2 separate regions of the Homo sapiens genome follow, and region 1 is linked to region 2. A link is a loop called in an ENCODE intact Hi-C map of the cell type or tissue named here. Cell type or tissue: sigmoid colon. All regions are shown on one strand. Links, peaks and the distances in the headings refer to the core of each region. The heading gives the core; the rest is flanking DNA. Region 1 overlaps OPCML (opioid binding protein/cell adhesion molecule like). Region 2 overlaps OPCML (opioid binding protein/cell adhesion molecule like).

The links. Hi-C counts contacts between places; a loop is a spot of excess contacts. Peaks named below come from ENCODE experiments on the same cell type or tissue, not always from the same donor. Only the 100,000 strongest peaks of a DNase experiment are listed, where the experiment ranks them.
Region 1: a loop joins it to region 2, with 8 times the contacts of the local background. A loop is called at or near these places in 1 of 110 quality-filtered maps.

The regions. Positions count from the first base shown.
Region 1 is chr11:133,290,074-133,299,207 of GRCh38, reverse strand. All of the region lies in intron 1 of OPCML (opioid binding protein/cell adhesion molecule like), which reads left to right. Among named protein-coding and RNA genes, the nearest start is that of OPCML-IT1, 71 kb to the left of the region's middle. In sigmoid colon, for the core only: no CTCF peak of the experiment used is centred there; a DNase peak (open chromatin) is centred at 7,117.
Region 2 is chr11:133,378,765-133,387,898 of GRCh38, reverse strand. All of the region lies in intron 1 of OPCML (opioid binding protein/cell adhesion molecule like), which reads left to right. Among named protein-coding and RNA genes, the nearest start is that of OPCML-IT1, 17 kb to the right of the region's middle. RefSeq lists a silencer at 1,328-1,528. In sigmoid colon, for the core only: no CTCF peak of the experiment used is centred there; no DNase peak of the experiment used is centred there.

The sequences.
Region 1 (9,134 bases), core at 6,095-8,594, 91 kb after region 2:
TTACAATGAACAACCTTGCCATCACCCAGGTAGAAACAGCCACCATTTATTTGGCCAGCAGTGTCAGAAAGTGCTGGGTGGTGAATAAGAAGCATTTATGAGGGGATTAGGTGCATTTGGGTCATAATTGAATAAGGCTATAATTACTTTTCATTAAAAAGCTACAAATAGGATGACCCTATGATACTACACCAAGTCCCCTTTCATTTTTTTTTTTCCTGCTGATCTGGGTCTAAGAACTTCCTTCTCTAGTCAAATAATGGCCATAATACAGAGAAATTTGTAGTTATATATGAAAGTTGACTGTTTCCTCTTTCTGCACCTCCAGCGCATATCTTGTTTTATGACATTTATTATGGCCGCTTTTGTTATCACACAAGCAGTCTGATATGCAATGTAGATGTCAAGTAAGCTTGAGACTCTTGTAGCTGCCTGAGAAGAAAGTCAAGGTTCATTGGGGCTACTGGGAGACAACAAAGTGTCTAGTACGTTGTTGCTGGTGAGCAGGCCAGGAATCAACCATTTGTCCATGTCAAGAGATTAAAACATGATCAAAAAATGTTTTCTTTATAGTTTTTTTTCCCCTGTGGAATGACATTTCTCTGACACAGTTATTCCTTTGACCAGTATCGTTTTGATGTTAAGGCAGAGAGACCAAGAGGAGCCATTGTAGGGATGGCATCCTCTGTTCTAGTCAAGTTTTCCTTGGGTCAATAGAATTTTTTAAAAAATGAATAATAGCAACTACTTGTATGGAGTTTTCTACATGCCAGGTACTTTTCTATGCTCTTTACTTGAACATATTTATTTAATGAAGAATTTGCTCCAAATATTTGATGATTTTTACCATTTTCTGTCTTTCTTACTTCCTTATTTTTACCATCCCTCTCTTCCTGAATTTATCTATTTCCTCTCTGCTCCTTTCTCCTGCTCTCCCTCCCTATCTTTCTTCTTGGCTATCTTTATACTGTGTCTGGGATTTGATCAAGGGAGAAAGAGAAAGCAATATGAAACCTGAAGAACACAATTCAAGCCCTGGAACTACCACTAGACATGAGTGTGATTTTGAGCAAGCTGATGAATCAAATTGGGCCCTATGTTGCTTATAAAGAAGAAGGAAAAGGAGGAGATGAAGAAGGAGGAGTAAGAAGAGAAGCAGGAAGGAATGAAGAAGAAAGAAGGGGAGAAGGAGGAGAAGGGGGAGAAATAGAAGGAAGAGGATGAGAAATTGGAGAAAGAAGGGGAGGAGGGAACAGTAGTAATACCTATTCTACCCATAGTAAAATGTTGCCATAAAAATCAAAGGAGACAGTGCCTATGAAAATCCTCTGTAAATTGTAAAGAACTCTACGAATTCAACTTTTTTTGCTGACCTCCTAATGGATGTTTTCAGGAATTTTACTAAGATTTAGAGCCAGGCATATGTTTTTTAAAAGAGAGAGAGATCATGCTCTAGACAAATTGGGTGCCTCATTATACACTTACCAGGAGGAAAATGCTGCCATTCCTGGCTAAAAACCCATTTGTCTTGCAAATATCTATAATGAACAGATTTTGGGATAAATACTATGTAATCTGTGATGACAGTTCTCTCATTTCTTTTTTATTAGTTCAATCTTCTCAGCATCTGAACCACATAGCTACAGAACCTCCATAATCATTAAGGCAGCTGGGACGTATGCATTTTTTCTCCTTTCCTTGGCACATCACAGAGTCCCCAATCAGTCCCTTGTTACAAGGCCTATGTTCTAGTAGTAGTTAAATGCACCTGTATAAGAATGCCAGAACAGAAAAGAAAACAAACAGCAGGGTGCATGGCCTTTGCAACAAAGTTCCATTTTCACAACTGACCTTTCCCTGGGTATTTAAAACTTGGGTTTTACTTGGAGCTTGTGGATAATTTGCATTGCACTAAACATCCCTTTGCTTAAAATAGATAATCTCAGTGGAATATAAGGTGGTTGCAGTAAACTCTAACCCACCTTATTCTCTATCCCTTTTCCCTTTGTCTTTCCCTAGGTAAGTGATATTTGATTATTGTTTTGAGCTTCTTCAGGAGAGACCTCAGAAGCCTACCTACCTGTCAATCCCATTGGAAGGAAGTCTTTGGCCAGTTCCTATTCATCCTTCCCAAGTGGTCCCATTCCATCTTTTGGCTCCTGCAGCATGGCGGGGCACATGGAGGTATGACTGTTCACTGTTAATGGGTTTGCAACTGTTCATGGTAAAATAAATGTGAGTTTTGGATCAGTGTCAATGATACAATTATGAGCAATTCCTGGGAACTGAAGGCCAAAAAACTATTATTTTACCTCTGTACGTCAAATTATTGTGTGGGTTCTCATGAATTCTATGTTAACCTATTTACTAAAAGTGAACTTCAACCAAACATCTAAGTGAATTATAATAATTTCATTTCTACCAATGACATCACAAATAATGTCTACCTTTTATGAAATAGAAGAAAACAGTCTTAAAATGTATTTTATTTATATACCCATTGAATACACAGTTGGGTCTGAGAAAAGTCAATCTGCCTTGTTCCCGAATTACAGAGTTCCACACGCTTCTACGCAGGAGTTGGAAGCATCGTATAAGACATCAGGAAAACAAAAGCACAGAGGGACAATGGGTGATGCAATTCTGAGAAATGAAATTAACATTTTCTTTGTGTCTATCGCTTATGGTACATTGAGGCACCATTCCATAAAAGTTACTGCAAAACTGTTCTATCACCTCTATGATCAGAGTCTGTAATGTAATTGTTGAGCGGGCTTCCAGAATCATGAACCTCACTCCACAGTACCTGCGGAGTCTTTTAATTCAGGTGACTGTGAAGGCAAATCATGGGCTGACAATGACTGGAATCTGCACCAGAAGCAAATAAACCGCTAACTGCAGACCTCAATCTAAATAAAATACAGACAGGACGACAGTGTATTTTGAGTATTACTACCAGAAATCCCCTCCCTCTGCCAAATCAATGAAAACGTTACCCAAATGTGGCTAAAGGAAATTTTTCACTCGGATTCAGGCAGAGGACATGTCCTTCATTCATCATCCTAGTTCTGTATCATTTACGGACACAGTTTTACATTCCATGGCGGTTAATGTTTATGTTATGTTCTTTATTAGTTTAAATACATGGAGCATCTCTCTTTACTTGTTAAGGGATAATTTTCAGTAAAACTAAAATCATGATTCTCATATAGACCAAAAATAGATGATCATTAAATATTTTATTTAACTCATTAATGAGGAAATCTGGCAGATGTTATATTCGTTTCAAAATGTAAGTCAAAGGAGTGCAAATGTATATGAAATATAGCACTATTGACTGTGATTTGCAAATGGACAAAAAACTGGCTTTTTCTATGAATTTGAGGGAAGTCAACTGAACCTGTACCAGATAGAATTTATTTGTATGTCTTTAGACAAGAACTATTTTGCATTGCTATCAATTATCTACAATTTATAGAGTAGTAAAATAGCTCAGAAGCAAGGAACATCTAGAATGAAATAACCCAAGCCAACCAGCAGCCCTCTGGGGTGCTCTGTCTAGGGAGCGGCCATTCTTAGGCCATTCTTACTTCTCTAATAAACTTGCTTTTACTTGAAAAAAATAATAACCCAGTAAGGCATGCTCTAAACAATGCATTGTTTTTCCCTGAAGATGTTTGGTAATCTTTTTGCTTATTTGTAATTTCCTTACACACTTAAGAGTACAGATTCTGCAATAGGAAGTTGTCATCCACCATACTTTCAGATCCTGCCTATGCTCCTGTATCAAAGTTCAGATCGGTGTAAAGCCTGGAATGCCAGCCTTCCTTGGATTTTGTAAGCTTACCTACCTTAGCTTTGTATGACTCCTGGAATGCCTAGTTTTACCACTTCTATCAATGAAGAAATTTTTAGTATTTTCTTGGAAAAGTGTAGATTCTTAAGAAATATTTGCTCAACAAATGAAGAAATCTTTAAACCTATGCATTAACTAGACGTTCTTTACTCTTTGGTTATTTACTGAGTGACATGATGAAAATATCCCCCTAGTGAAAGAAGTTGGGTTTGAAGCTTTCTGTTTGCAGGCTGGGTGTGGTGGCTCATGCCTGTAATCCCAGCACTTTGGGAGGCCGAGGCAGGTGGATCGCCTGAGGTCAGGAGTTCAAGACCAGCCTGGCCAACATGGTGAAACCCTATCTCTACTAAAAATACAATAATTAGCTGGGCATGGTGGCAGGTGCCTGTAATCCCAGCTACTAGAGAGGCTGAGGCAGGAGAATTGCTTCAACCTGGGAGGCGGAGGTTGCAGTGGGCCGAGACTGCACCACTGCACTCCAGCCTGGGTGACAAAAGCAAAACTCAGTCTCAAAAAAAAAAAAAAAAAAAAAAAAAGAAAGAAAGAAAGAAAGAAAAAAAAAAAGAAAGTTTCTGTTTGCAGGTTTGCCCTTGAAACATGTTTTGTCCATATTAATTCATTACCCTTTTTGGTGTGGCATCCCGCAGACCTCACACCTGGTTTGTGTCAATAGAATTGTGATGAAGCCATAGCACATTATATTAGCTGTGTGGTGGGTTGTTTCAAATGGGGGTGTGAATCAGGATGCCTAAATTATCAGCTTGGTCCACCTCCTCATGAAGAAGTCCATCTTCTTCATCAATGAAGAAATGTTTAATATTTTCTTGGAAAAGTGTAGATTCTTAAGAAATATTTGTTCAACAAATGAAGAGACCTTTAACCCTATGCATTAACTTATCAACTTGGTCCACCTCCACATTGATGAAGTAAGGACTGGAAAGGAAAAGAGGTGGCTCAAGCTGAAGAGGAGGAGAAGGCAGGTGCTGCCCAGCAGTGATAGAATTCTTCCTGGTATAGCCTTGCGACTTCAGCCCCTGATCTCAAGCACCAGGGGAGGCCACTGCTCTGTTCTATCTGTGGGTGTGATTGCCTCCCAGCAGATGTGTGAGAGTCATTTCTGCATGTGCCCGTTTGCCTCTGCAGAACACCGCTTCATGCTGTTGTCAGTGATGAAAATCCTTCTCGGTGGTCTAAAGCTATGGTACCACATGGACCCACAGTGATGACTTTTTCAGGGAGGCGGTGCTTCTTTCCACCACATCCCAGAAAATCATATCATTTTCACTGTGAGCAGCTCTCACTGAGATTCCCTTAACTCTTCTCACACAGAAGATCCAGCTGTGCTACTAAGAGAAGTTTGAAAGTGAAAGACCTGCTCCAATATTTTTCTTCTTTGTAAACCATCTGGATGCTTTTGTGTGTGTGTGTGTGTGTGTGTGTGTGTGTGTGTGTGTGTGAAGTCTTTTTTTTTTTTCTTTAGGATGTTAAGGGTAATATGCTCAAAGAGAGCAGACTCTTCAACCAAGATCTGTCACCTGCGTCTTCAAGCCCTAATGGGCACCTGTGTGCTAGTGGATTTACTGTGTGGGTTTCTCTTCCAGATCAGACCTTAAGATCACTGTTGTGTGATGTATCTCAGCCTTGATCCTTTCTTCTTTGGGGTAAATTGGAACCAGACAGTGTCACTGACTTGACTGAGATGCTGAAGGTGACCATGTGTGGGCTGAGTCCAGAACTCAGATCCGTTTACTCTCTGTCATGTGTTTGATTCTCCGTGGCACGTGCAGGGCTCAGATGGGAAGGAGAGATGCTACACATTTAGTTATTTATTACTTAGTAGCCAGCATTTACTGCCAATTACTTGAATGGCCCCCACACCTCTAAGAATTACCTATCAGGCATATACTCAGGGTGAATACTCTTCAGTCTGAAAGCTATTCACATTTCCTCAGGGCTCATGGACTTCGCCGTCAATGTACTTTCTTGTGTTTTGTAAATACAAGAAAATGTGATCACAGATACTATTTTTTCCTCTCTATGCAACCTCCTAGGTCACAGAGGGTGTGCATCTCCAGGATGATGGAAAGAAAATAAAGGTTGAAAATGGGGGATAGGGAAAGAGCGTGGGGTGCCGTGACTGTCCTTTGCATGTGTCTGCTCAGGCTCTGCAGTCCATCCCGTGTCTCTTCTTCTTGTCCAAAAATTCTACCCAGATCTAAAAACAATCAAAATGTCATAGAAAACTTCTCCCAGACTGAGGTGCTGGATTATCTGCCTAGCTCTGAGTGACTCAGTTCTGCATATCTCCATTCTCAGACTTCTTTATGGAGCACCTTGCCATGGGAGTGCAACTCTGAGTGGACCAACCACCTCTGCAGCCCTTCTTCCTCTCTTTTGCCTTCTGCCCTCTCAAAAGCATATCACACCTCTCTTCCCCAGCCCACGGTCCAAAGCAGAGCATCCCCATGCATGAATTTTAGTTGCAGACTGATTTCTAGAATCATGATGAGGAGCCACAAGCAGTATGCCAGGTGGTAGGGAGTGAGATTTAGCTTCCTTATATAACTCTCTGCAGCTCATTCACTGAATGTCACTTTTCCTTGCGTCCACATATTATATCTCATTCTAGCAGAATGCAATAAGGTGGAAATATAAGGGCTTTTGGAATGCAGTTTATTAAGACATGTTTTGGAGCCAATTGGAGGAGCACTGGCTGGAAATGTTAATCACAGTAAACCCCAGCGTACGGACCTGCCTCCCGTGTTCGTTTGCCTTGGGGAATTGGAGCACAGTACTGGGCTGGTAACATTCTACTTCAGGTTATTATTATGATGATGATTTCCCTTCTGGAATATGTATCAAACTGTATATCTTTATTTATTGGGAAAACAACAAAATAATATTGAAGGGATCGCCGCATAGCTACTGTGTACACGTGGAGTAAAAAGAAAGGGATTCCTAGAGGGAAACAAGTGGAAATGTTGAACCCCTAGAAGATTTTCTGGGTATTGGAAAGAAACGGAAAAGCCACTATGAAAAAAGCAATATTGCATCTCTATCGCAATGAGCTTTTCCAGGAGCTGGAAAAGGCATTATTACTCTTGGAGAAAAGAGATCTCTCTTTTTTCCCCTCCCTTTTGATTTAGACTTCTGTGAGCCAAAGTGTTCTGGTGTTTTAATGGTCTGTTTTAAAGATGGAAAGGGCCCTTATGTGTCAGAACACAAGCCTGTCCCAGCCAGCACGGGGCTTTGTTTGATTATGAAGCTTGTTTGGGATAGATGATATTTTTATAGCTTCTGCTTTGCTTCACCGACGGCCATATTGATGTAGCTCTCCAGGACGGGCCTAATAAATAGTTTATAAAACTGTAAGGCCATTCTCTTGTGTAATCTACCACTGTGCCTTCACAGACTGCAGAATCGCACATCCAGAGCGAGCTGGCTTCTCACACACAAGCCGGCCACAGGCCCTGGGGTGGGAGGCTTGGTGTGTGTGCATGTGTGTGGGCAGCTTGAAAAGAACCACCTGAACTTTTTTGTGAAGATTTTAGAATAGCAGTGGAGAGTAAAATGCTGAGATTGGGTGTCTCATTAATGTTGTTCAATTTGTGCTCAGATGCCCAGGCTGCTGGAAGGGCTGGGGCTCAAAAGCAGCTGTGGAATACCTTCCCCCAGGGCTATAAGCCTGTGTGATCTCACCGTTTGCCAAAAAAATAAGAAGCAGTGGGAAGAGTGTGGGGAGATGGAATAATGGGTAGAAGAGGTGAGAAAATGAACAGAGCATGCAGTGCGCAGAACCTGCAACCATGTCAGCTGCCTTTCTAGGAGGACGGTAGATACCGGCTTTCCCTGGGGAAGGATAGGGGCTGAGCCCCTGAGGGGTGCCCACCAGCAGCAGGCTGACCACCAAGGGAAGGGGGCCAGGGTGTAGATTTCCTTGGCAGTCCATGGCTGGATGCTGGTGCAGTGGACGCAGGGCTCATCTCTCGGGTTGGGGAGCACCTATGCCAACAGCTCTTCCTGCATCCTCTTTAACCGACAGACACCCCATGAAGCATCGATCATTATCATGATTTTGGAGATGATGAAACAGCTTCAAAGAAGTTTATAAAACAAACAAAAGCAAAGGAACATCAACAAAACAACTCCAAAATTTGCCTTTTGGTGGTTGAGCTAGTAAGTGGCAGGGCCAGAATTAGAACCCAGGTTTTTGTCTTATGACACAGCCTTGGGCATTGAGCTGTGCGTGGCACGAATAATGTTGGTGTTACATGCAAGCGAAGCAGGAAACTATTTATGAGATGTGATTTTAAACACTTAAGAAATATTCTTTCCCAGAAATCCCTGCGGCTGATAATATTCACCTGAGCATCTCAGGCTGATGTCTGAAAACACACCTTGACTTTGAGGAGTTGAGACTTAGCACAATTCAAGTGGCCCTGGGAGAGTAACAATGTAAGCTGCGGCTACTTCTTGAAACTCCATTGCTGTGGCCTCACAGGGCTTAAAGTAATTGGAAGAAGATTCCAGACAAGGCATTCTCAAGCTCTGCCTTCACCCACTCAGTGGAAATGGAAGCTCTTCTGAAATCCTTTCCAAATAGTTCTGGGAAGCCAGGGCATGCTGCCCATGTACTCCATGGAATGGGCTCCTGGGCTTCTGGGGTGGCTGTTATTTTTTGCTCTCCTCCTTCTGTTGTCTGGTGACATCTCCTGGCACAATCCCAAACCAGCCACAGGTGCCACTCAGGGGTCTCTGGGTCTGGTGCCTGCAGTGCCTCTGACTATGGAGGGTGGCCCTATATGCACCCAGGGACCTGGACTTCTTTTCTGCTGCCACACTTACTATCACATCCCATCCCCCAACATCCTAGAGGCATTAGTCTTTTCTTTCTGATGGTCCTTACGGGGGAGAGTAAATTACCTCTTGGAGTTTTGATTTGTCCATTGATTGCACTCAAAGTCACCTCAGGGCTCAGGTACAGGCCAGGAGGTGATCTGAATTACAGGCACCACGCTCTGCTGAGGGTCACCTCTCTAATCTAGCATTTGCCTGCTCTTGTTGAACGAAACTATGGCAACTCTACCATCCCTCATTGGCTGCCCTACCCTCTGGGTCTCCACGGGTGCCCAGATACACCTGAATGCCAGGGCAAAAGCAGTGCAGCTGCTGAGACAGAACTTTGTGATGCTGCATTCACAGGTTTTCCTGAATGTTCCTTGCATGTAGGGCCCCATTCAGAAGCATGCAGCCTTTGTCACTGTGGAATTTGAGGAGA
Region 2 (9,134 bases), core at 3,441-5,940:
TTAAGAGATTCAGTTCTCTGCCGAAGTAACCTTGAGAGGCAGGTCTGCCCCTCCATATGTTCTGAATTAATCCCTCCTCTGCATCTTTAGTTTTATTCACAACATCTATCACTGTGTCTTCTCTTGTCAGGTGTTTGTTTTGTAGTCTGACTTCTTCAGTCGAATCGCAAGCCATGTGGACAGAGATTTTGCCTGTTTTATTCATCCTGCATTTTTATCTAAAGAAATGCTTGGAATACAGCGATCACTGAATACATATTTATTGAAAAATACAAACACTGAGTGAAGGAATTAATAAATTAAGCAGATGGTTTAGAGGAGTGAATTAACTTCTCAAGTTTACACAACCGGTGAGTTTGTCAGGTAACTTCTCATAGAAGAACTCTGGTAGCAAGGGATGCAGCTTTGCCTGTTGGGGCACTGAAAGGCTGTCTAATCTTAGGTGAAAGCAGTCAGGTCCAGGGAGATCTTTGTGTGCACAGAAGTACTCAAGAAGTCAGGACCAGAATGCAGGCCATGTAACACCCCGCCGGTGGCTGCTTCCTCCTTTTCCTTAAGGACCTTTTGTGAAGTGGCCAAATAAATACTGGTCCTGTCATGTCAAGTGATGTCTTGCCTCTTCCTTGTGGCTGGACCACTTACCGGTTAATTGGTGGTTCTTGGGCAGAGGAGAGTACAAAATGTGAGATAGGCATCCCCCAAGCAGGGCCACATTAAGCCCTGAGCCTGGATCCTGCCTCATATTTAAGTCAAAAATAGTCCTTTGTTAGGAATAGTCTCCAAGTTCCTGGCCATGTGTTTGAGGAACATTTGTACAGGCTATGATACAGAGAGCCCAGGCTGAGGGCCAAAATACCGGAGTTGGGGGCAGCTGTCTCCCTGACTGACCTATACAATGTGCTGTCATCGTCCTTAGTGCCTGTTTTCTCATTTGAGATGGAGGGTGGGCAGGACCCTCTGCAGCCTCCAAGCATTCACTCAGCCCTCACAGATACCCTGAGCATTCTGTCTGCCCTCACGGACACCCCTAAGTGTCACCGTGCTCTGTCCCTGCTGCCGTGTGGGGCTGGACTGCCAGTTTTCGCTCCCAGTGGCCCCAGTGTGGAGTGAAGCATGGCCCTTCTGTGAAGGGACCAGGAAAGACAAAAAGGAAAGGTGGGGTGCGTACTAACAGGTCATTATTTAGATGTGATTTGCTTAGCGCTTTTCCTGACCTAGTGAATTAAAAGAGGACATCGCAGAGGGAAAACAAACAGGGAGACTTAAAGTAATGCTTTTTGAACCTGCCAATTATCAAGAGAGTGTAATTATGGGAAACACCCAAGAGGTCCAGAGGGACCCATGTCTTTGTTCTCAGACTGCAGAGACCCACTAAGATAAGAGAGTAGGAGGGGAGCGCTTGTGAGACAGAAAAAGGAAGTGCCGTTGTTGGGAGCTGGGAGCTGGCCAGTATGTCTTCTAATTTAATTACTTATCTTTCCCTCAAATTGTTTATGGTACACTAGGCTATTAAATGCGCCATAAGCAAACGGCTCTTGAAAGAGGAAGTGGATTTATTTGTTTTAGTTACCACTCCAACAAAAGTCTATTTCTTCTGCTAATTAAGATTCCATTCACTAATTTAAATGTTATGCTAATTAAAGTATAATTCTGAAAATGTAAAAAGGAGTTAAAAATAAAAAGAAAGAAAAAACTGGGTTGGCCTTTAGGAATTACATTAAATTTATTGCGTTGTAACAATGGTAAGCTGGGTAATTATTTCATTCGCCTCCGTGCTGCATTCAAGCTTCTGCTTATTCATCCCATTCTCACACTTCAGCTCATTAACACACACTTCCCCTCTCCCGCTCTAATGGGAGTTTTCTTGTGATGGTTTAAGATGAGTTGTGAGTTAGATCCTTGAAGCAATGTTTAGAATTTCTTCAGCTGGGCCACACAGAGTGTTGCAAGCTGCTGCTTGATTTGATGTTTAGAGAGAAAAAAAGAGAAAACATCTGGATTTCTGCTTTGTAAACCAATTTCTGGAGCCAACTTGCTGTTACTCCAGCTTCTTCTCCATCCTCTCTAGAAGCCTGAGTATTTTATAGAAGACAGAGATTATAATATGTTACAAGAAAGAGGATGAGTCTTCTTGCCAAGTTAGAATCTGGCATTTTGAGCATCTGGGATAAGACAAAGGGAAACCAGGACCATGGGGACCACCGCAGACATTCATTACCAGGGCCTAATCATCGAAGTTTCAGCTTCCTCATCAGTCAGATGGCATTGTCTTGAGTATTAGAGGCACCTGAGCTTTGAAAACAGCTAGGCTGGAGACTGGAACAGCGTGGCAACCTAAGTGTTCCCGTCCTCCCCACCCCTAATTTTGTGGTTGCAGCACCAGGCTGGAAAATGGGGCCCTGGAGTGTTTTTCTCGGCTTGAGCTCTTGTCTGCCGGACGACCAAGCCTTTGCCTTCTATACAGGCAAAACGCAGAGCCACATACATTAGTTATTCCTTGCTGTAGAACAAATTATCCCAAACTCAGTGAACTCAAACAGCAAACACTTACTATCTCACAGTTTCTGTGGGTCGGGAATCTGAGAGGGTCTTCGCTGAGTGTTTTCGGGTCAGAGTCTCTCAGGAGACCCAGCAGTCACAGTGCCAGCAGGGATTGCAGCCATCTGAGGATCCAAACCTGCTCCCAGGCCATCAGCCACAGCTCCAGCCCTCAGCACACGGCCCCTCCACAGCGCAGCAGCTTCCCCAGAGCCAGTGCTGCAACGGATAGAGTGTGGCATCACTGCCTCTTAGGACAAGCCTCTGAGCCCCCCACCCTCCCTTCTGCATTATTCTATCCATTACAGGTCACTAGGTCCTGCCCACAGCCACAAGGAGGGGTTCCACAAGGGTGTGGCACCCAGAGGCGGAGACCTCGGGGCCACCCTGGGATCTGGCCGGCCTCTGTGTTGGCCTCCCCTCCAACGCAGTGCTTTGCTTTGTCTCACTGTCTTCTGATCAAAGCCTGAACCTCTGGCCTTCCTGCAGCTACCACTCATGTCCAGCCATCTGCCTATCATCCAGCCTAGGCATTCTGGGACAGATCCAGGAGGTCACATGTCCACTTCTGAGGGGCTTTGGCGAGGGCTATGGCAAGAGCGGGTGGACTGAGAAGTCCCCTCCTGAAAGACATGTCTCTATTGAGGCTGGTCTCCAGCCAGGCTCTCAGCCTGTCAGTGGCAGGATGCTTTGGAGAGGCATTTAGAATGAGGCACAGAAGGCACTGGGATTTTCTTTGGGGACAAGCGACAAGAGCTAGGATTGATAGACTGAGATGATAATAAAAATGAATTAACTTGCATCTCAATTTGATTTTCAGAGCCAGAGAGAAGGAGTAAATCAGCACCATGGAGCTGACTTTCTCATCTGGTTGGGTTGGCCCTTTATTTTTATTAGGGTCTTTCTTGTCAACGGTTGAATGAGATGTTAATACTATCAACCTTAGGCCACAGTCTAAGCTAAGTCTTGACAGTTCTTGCTTTTCCTCTGACCTGTAGCTTGGAAGGGAGAGGTTGACACCAGGCCAGAGTGGAGGGTGGGAGGTGATAAATCAGTCCTGGGTTTCTTTTTTTCTTTTTCTTTTCTTTTCTTTTCTTTTTTTTTTTTTTTTTTGCACAGTGGCCTTTGGCTTTGGCAGCTGCATTAATCTGGGTGGCCGTTGGGAAAATTAGGTCAAAGGTGTCCCCAGAAATTGGATACATTGTTGCTAATTCAGTCATATAGCTGGAGTGGGCTGGCATTTCCAGAGGCAGACAACACAGGCGTATGTATCTGTTTTTACCACTGAAGAGACTGAGGATTGGCCAGGTGGGTGCAATGGTGACTTCTCAAACAGATCAGCAGGATGGAAGTGACACTCTCCTGGGGCACTGCCGGGATGTCCCTCTGTGCGTAGGGAGAGGAGTCCGTGTACCTTGGTGACAAGCCTGCACCCTTCTCTTATCTCCCTGCACTGTAGCATGAAGCATATTGGCCCTGGGCATGCACTGCAGGTGTAGACATCCTGTCTGTTCACTGGCCTATGAACTATGAGACTAGAAACATTACACAGTCTCAGGAACAGACGGTCCCCTTCTGTTTATTTATAGCTTAACACTAAATAGCTGATTCCAATCTTATTAAGGTTTACTGATCTCCTATTAAAAACCTCAAATGATGTTTATTTGTCTGATGCTTGCTCCCAAAGAAATGCCCCAGAGATTTCTCTGAAGACGCACGTTATTCATGCTTGACATGACCTCAGGATGTTGTTTATGGATATGTTCTGTGAGCAAATATTTACTGAATTTCAATAATAGGATGGGCACTGTGTATGATACAGAGAAGTATGTGGCAGTCCCAAAAACAAGTAAAATCAAATTCCTTACAGTAAGAGGGGAGTTCGTGTCTCATGTGGGAGAGCAGCAGATTACAGATCGGATGACCCGATTCCCGTCTTCACTCAGACACTCACCAGCTGTATGGCCTTGGGCAAGTTACCCAACCTTTCATAATCAGGACAACGATGTGATCAGATTCCTGTCGTAGAAAGAGCACCATACGGCAGTTCCAGCAAGGGATTGATAGGAAGGAACTGGAATAATGGGGATCGAGGAATGAGCTCTCACAGGGCTCTGGATGGGGGTCTCTGGAGTCTGAGCTGTGGGCAGGACAATGGCCTGGAGAGGAGGTATGGATCCAAGAGGCAGCATTGATGAGGCGTGAGACCTGTTTGGATAGGCAGGAAAGGGAGGGAGGGGTAGAGATAGCTCAGGTGTGTCGCCAGGGTGACCAGGAGGATGTTGGTGTTATTAACTAAGGTGGGAGACCTTGGGGAAAAAAAGGTGGCCAAGAGAGGAAATGTAGCTCCTTTTTGGCTGAGTTGTATTAAGAACTCCTCCTCCACATGTCTGTGCCATTACTCTGTGACCTGGGCCCTGTGCTCCAAATTCAAGGAGGTCACCTAGAGTAGCTGAGGATCAGAAAAGCTATCTAGGAGCTAACACATGTGGCAGTTTTAAAAACTCCTTTCATAAGCAGTGAAATAAATCTGGAGAGATGCCCTCCTCTCCCCTCAGAGGCCTCTCCTTTGTCGGGCTGGGTGGAGTGGGGTGACAGAACATCGATCGGTGGGAGATAGATGGGAGGAAAAGCCCTCGTTGCCTGCTGAATCAATGTTCCCTTAAAGACTGCAACAAACAGGATTAAAGGTTGAAAGACATTTATTGAGGGGTGAATCTGGGTGTGTGTTTTATTAGTCAGCCCGGCACTGGGTTTATAGAAATGCCCAGCCTAGACGCTGCCAAGAGCAATAAATCGGGGCTTTCTTCTTTGGCCGGCTGCCTGGGCAGTGATGTGGGGGTGTGTGACCCCAGGCCAGGAGGATGGAAGAGAGTGTTGTCTTCAGGCCATCTGGGGTAGGGTGGGGACTCAGGGATGGGGAACGAGAGGAAGATGATTGGCCAATGCCCCTCCTGGCCTCCTTCTCCAATCGCTCACGAATGAGGTCAAACATGCTTACTGCATGGATACATGCCTCCAGTCTCTTTCAGAATTCCCCACCCCTCCTGCCAAAATCATTTGCCTAACCTTTTGCCTGACTGATTCAGAAGCTATTAAATGCACGGCATCCACACAGCTGGCCATTAATTGGAGGCCAGAGCTTGATTAATGAGCATTATGCTAATGTTGGGTCAGGGGGCAGATTATGTGTAAAAGACCAAAACAGTAAGTCAAGTCAAAAGCAATAACACCACCTTCCATCCCTCCGCCTCCCCAAACAAGTTGGCAGCTGGAGGCAAATGGAGAAAAGGCATATTGATGAGACAGCCTGCAAGAGCCTGGCACTTGCCTTGGTTCTTTCTGCAGAGAACTGGGCTGAGATGCTCCGGCCTCCCTCCCAGGAGGAGCTGCAACCAGCTGGAAGGTGGGCTCCCATGCCAGGCTGGCCTCAGAGGGACAGGAGCAGCTGAGGGTTGAGGGAGTGATACTTCCCAGACTACAGTGTCTTTTTTAAAGACCCTAGAACTTACGCTAACAAATGGTAAAAGTGCCCTGCTATGAATGTGTCCACATAAAGTGTTCATGTCCAAACATTAAAATGAACTTGGAAGAACAAATCCTGACTCAGCCACCCTGGAATCATAGATCCTTTGGCAGGTAGGACATTGCCCATTTCTGACTCGTTACGCTCACTGAGGTCTCCCTCTGGTCACTCCTTCTGTCTCTACATCAGACCCCCAATCCCCTGAAGTTCTTTCTCCCATCCTCTTTTCATCACACTCCACACTTTCTCCAGGGGTGTGAGTGTGTGTCTTTCCGTGATGTCAGTTATCAGAACTGTCCCTCAAGCTACACATCCAGGCATAGCCTTTCTCTGAGCTCCAGGTCTCCACCATGGGCATGACCAACTCACACTGCCCTGTATAAGTTCTATCATATCCCAAACACACTCTGCTCCAAGCTGAATTTTTCTTTCTACGTTGTATTTGTTACTGACACACATTTATTTGATCCCGTGCTACAGAAACATACTTTTCAATCTTGGTTTGTCCCATCTCATTTCTTGCACTGCTGAGGGCATTTTTCCCTGCTGTTTCCCTCTTCTCAGTGTCCCTGCCAGTTTCCTCTGCCACTTACTGAGGTGAGGCTCCTACCCTCTCTTTTGCATCACTGCAAAGTCTTCCAGTGCCTACCTCCTTATCCAACTAAGGGGCCCATGTCACCTGAGCTGTCCAATTTCTAAGCCACTCCTAGGCAAGACAGCTCTTCATGCGGAGCCTGTCAGGCTTCCCTGCTGCCAGGCTGCCTCAGAACACATTCCTTACCTCCACACTCTGGGTGTAGCACACATTTAACCCTATTTCCTGCGCTTCGCCCTGTCCTTGCCTTCCCTCCATGCACAAGGCTAATTGTTTTATCTGGAAGAGACAGCTTAGGTCCGTACCTCCCTGTCCTTATTCTTGGTGTTGTCTTGGTGTGAATTAGCAGGGCCTCAGGTTTCTGTCATCACTCCTGTCCTGGAAATGATTTTATAGATGATTCAAACATTTACTTAACAATATAGAAAGCACACCTACAAGATCAGGAATAGCAAGAACCAGGGGAGACACTAAATATATGAATGATGAAATCACAATAAAAAACGAAACTGGCAGGCTGGGAACTGGATGTAATAATGTTACATTTCTCTAGAATAAATGTGAGGTATTATTTTTGATTAAAAAATATTTAAAGAGATATGGGATAGAAGAGGTATGGTTTAGCTAAGATATCAATTAAAAAATTGTACTGATGGCATCATTTAAGATAATGCAATATGTAGTTACCAAAAACGTAAACAGAATTTTAGGCCATATTGACATAATCTACAATCCATGGGAAGAGTTTTCAAGTATTCCTCGTTAGGTATATTACTTGGAAATATATTGCATTCAAAGTACCGTACTTAATGGAGAAATAGACAAAAGAGCATGCTTAGTGAAGATCAGTTAGGAAAATTTTTTTAAATGTGAATTATTGAAGAAATTATTTTCCCCAGTACTCCTTTCAAAACTAAAATTCTGTGATTGCCTTTTATTTGTCCTGCTCTGAGGCCTTTTGAAATTGTCTTTATTCTTTTGGGTCTAAATAAAATTTCACCTCTTTAAACCCTTCCAGATACCCTTTATCTGAATTCACCGCATCCTCTCTGATGATACCATTTCATTTTGCTTGAACCCCTGCTTGTATTCTGGCCAGTCATTTATATTTTCATCCTCTGCCAGCAGATCGTAAGCAACATCAGGGCAAGAACCATGTTGTACTCATCTTTGTATTTCAGAACTTAGCAGAGTTCCTGGTACCTGGGGCATGATTTGTAAATGTTGAGGAAACGCAGATGCATAGACAAAATTGTCCTTAAAATTCATGCTACCAAACTGAATTCTACCTGTGAGCTGAAGGTTTTAAGTGGAGGCTGATCTCAAACTACAAATACATATTCCAGAAAGAGTTCTATGGTCAGTTAAGCTGGGGAGGTGTTGGGTTAAACAAAGTTAAGCTGGCTTTTTTACTACAGGAATATTTGGAGCCTTTAATGTTATTGTACACTGTGGATCTTCCAACAATAGCCATTATACGCAGGATCTAGCAAAATCATTTGACCATAGAACATGGCTTTTATGCAATACCATTTCACATTTCATGGAACATAGCTTGCAAAATACTGAACTTAGCCTAACTTTAGAGAAACGGCACAGAGCCTTTTCAAGAAATGCCAGAAATTAAAGTGAAAGAGGCCAGAAGCTGGAAAAATACCCCACAAGGCGAAGAAGGAGGTACCACATACTAAGACACATACTCTAGACTTCAAGAAACACACGTTTAAAAGCAAACAAAAAAGTTAGTGATGACAATAGCTACAAAAGTTTGGGACACTCTGAATATAGAATCACAAAATTTCCTGATGAGCACACAAATAAATGAAGTGCTGAAGAAATGGGTGTGGCCGCAGAGGGAGCTCTCTAAAGAGCTCAGCTGAGAGGATGAATGCAGAGGCAGAAATAAATGATCAGACGCACAGGGGTGTAGAAGACCAGAGCATCCATAGGTAAGAAAGGGATAACACAGGGAGAAGTGAGGACATTTTAGAACAAATCATTAGTGTGTGGACTAGTTAGAAGGCACATGGGTTCCTTCAATGGACATGTAACAGACGGTTGTGAATGGCTAGTTTGAAAAATTATTATTGATAGGTTATGATATTGGTCTCTGCTTTTGGTTCTACCCTTTTCAAAGACTTAAATGGTGAAATACAAGGCAGGATTATCAAATTTGCATATAGTGGCCAATGTGGTAGCTCATGCCTCTAATCCCAGCAATCTGTGAGGCTCAGGTGGGAGAACTGCTTGAGGCCAGGAGTTTGGGACCAGCCTGGGCAACATAGTGAGAACCCCGTCTCTACAAAAATAAAATAAAAATAAAATAAAAATTTAGATGGGCATGATGGTGTGCACTCGTTGTCCTAGCTGCTCATATTCAGGAGGCTGAGGCTCCAGGAGGATCTCTGGAGCCCAGGAGTTCAAGGCTGCAATGACCTCTGATTGCATCACTGCAGTCCAGCCTAGGTGACAGAG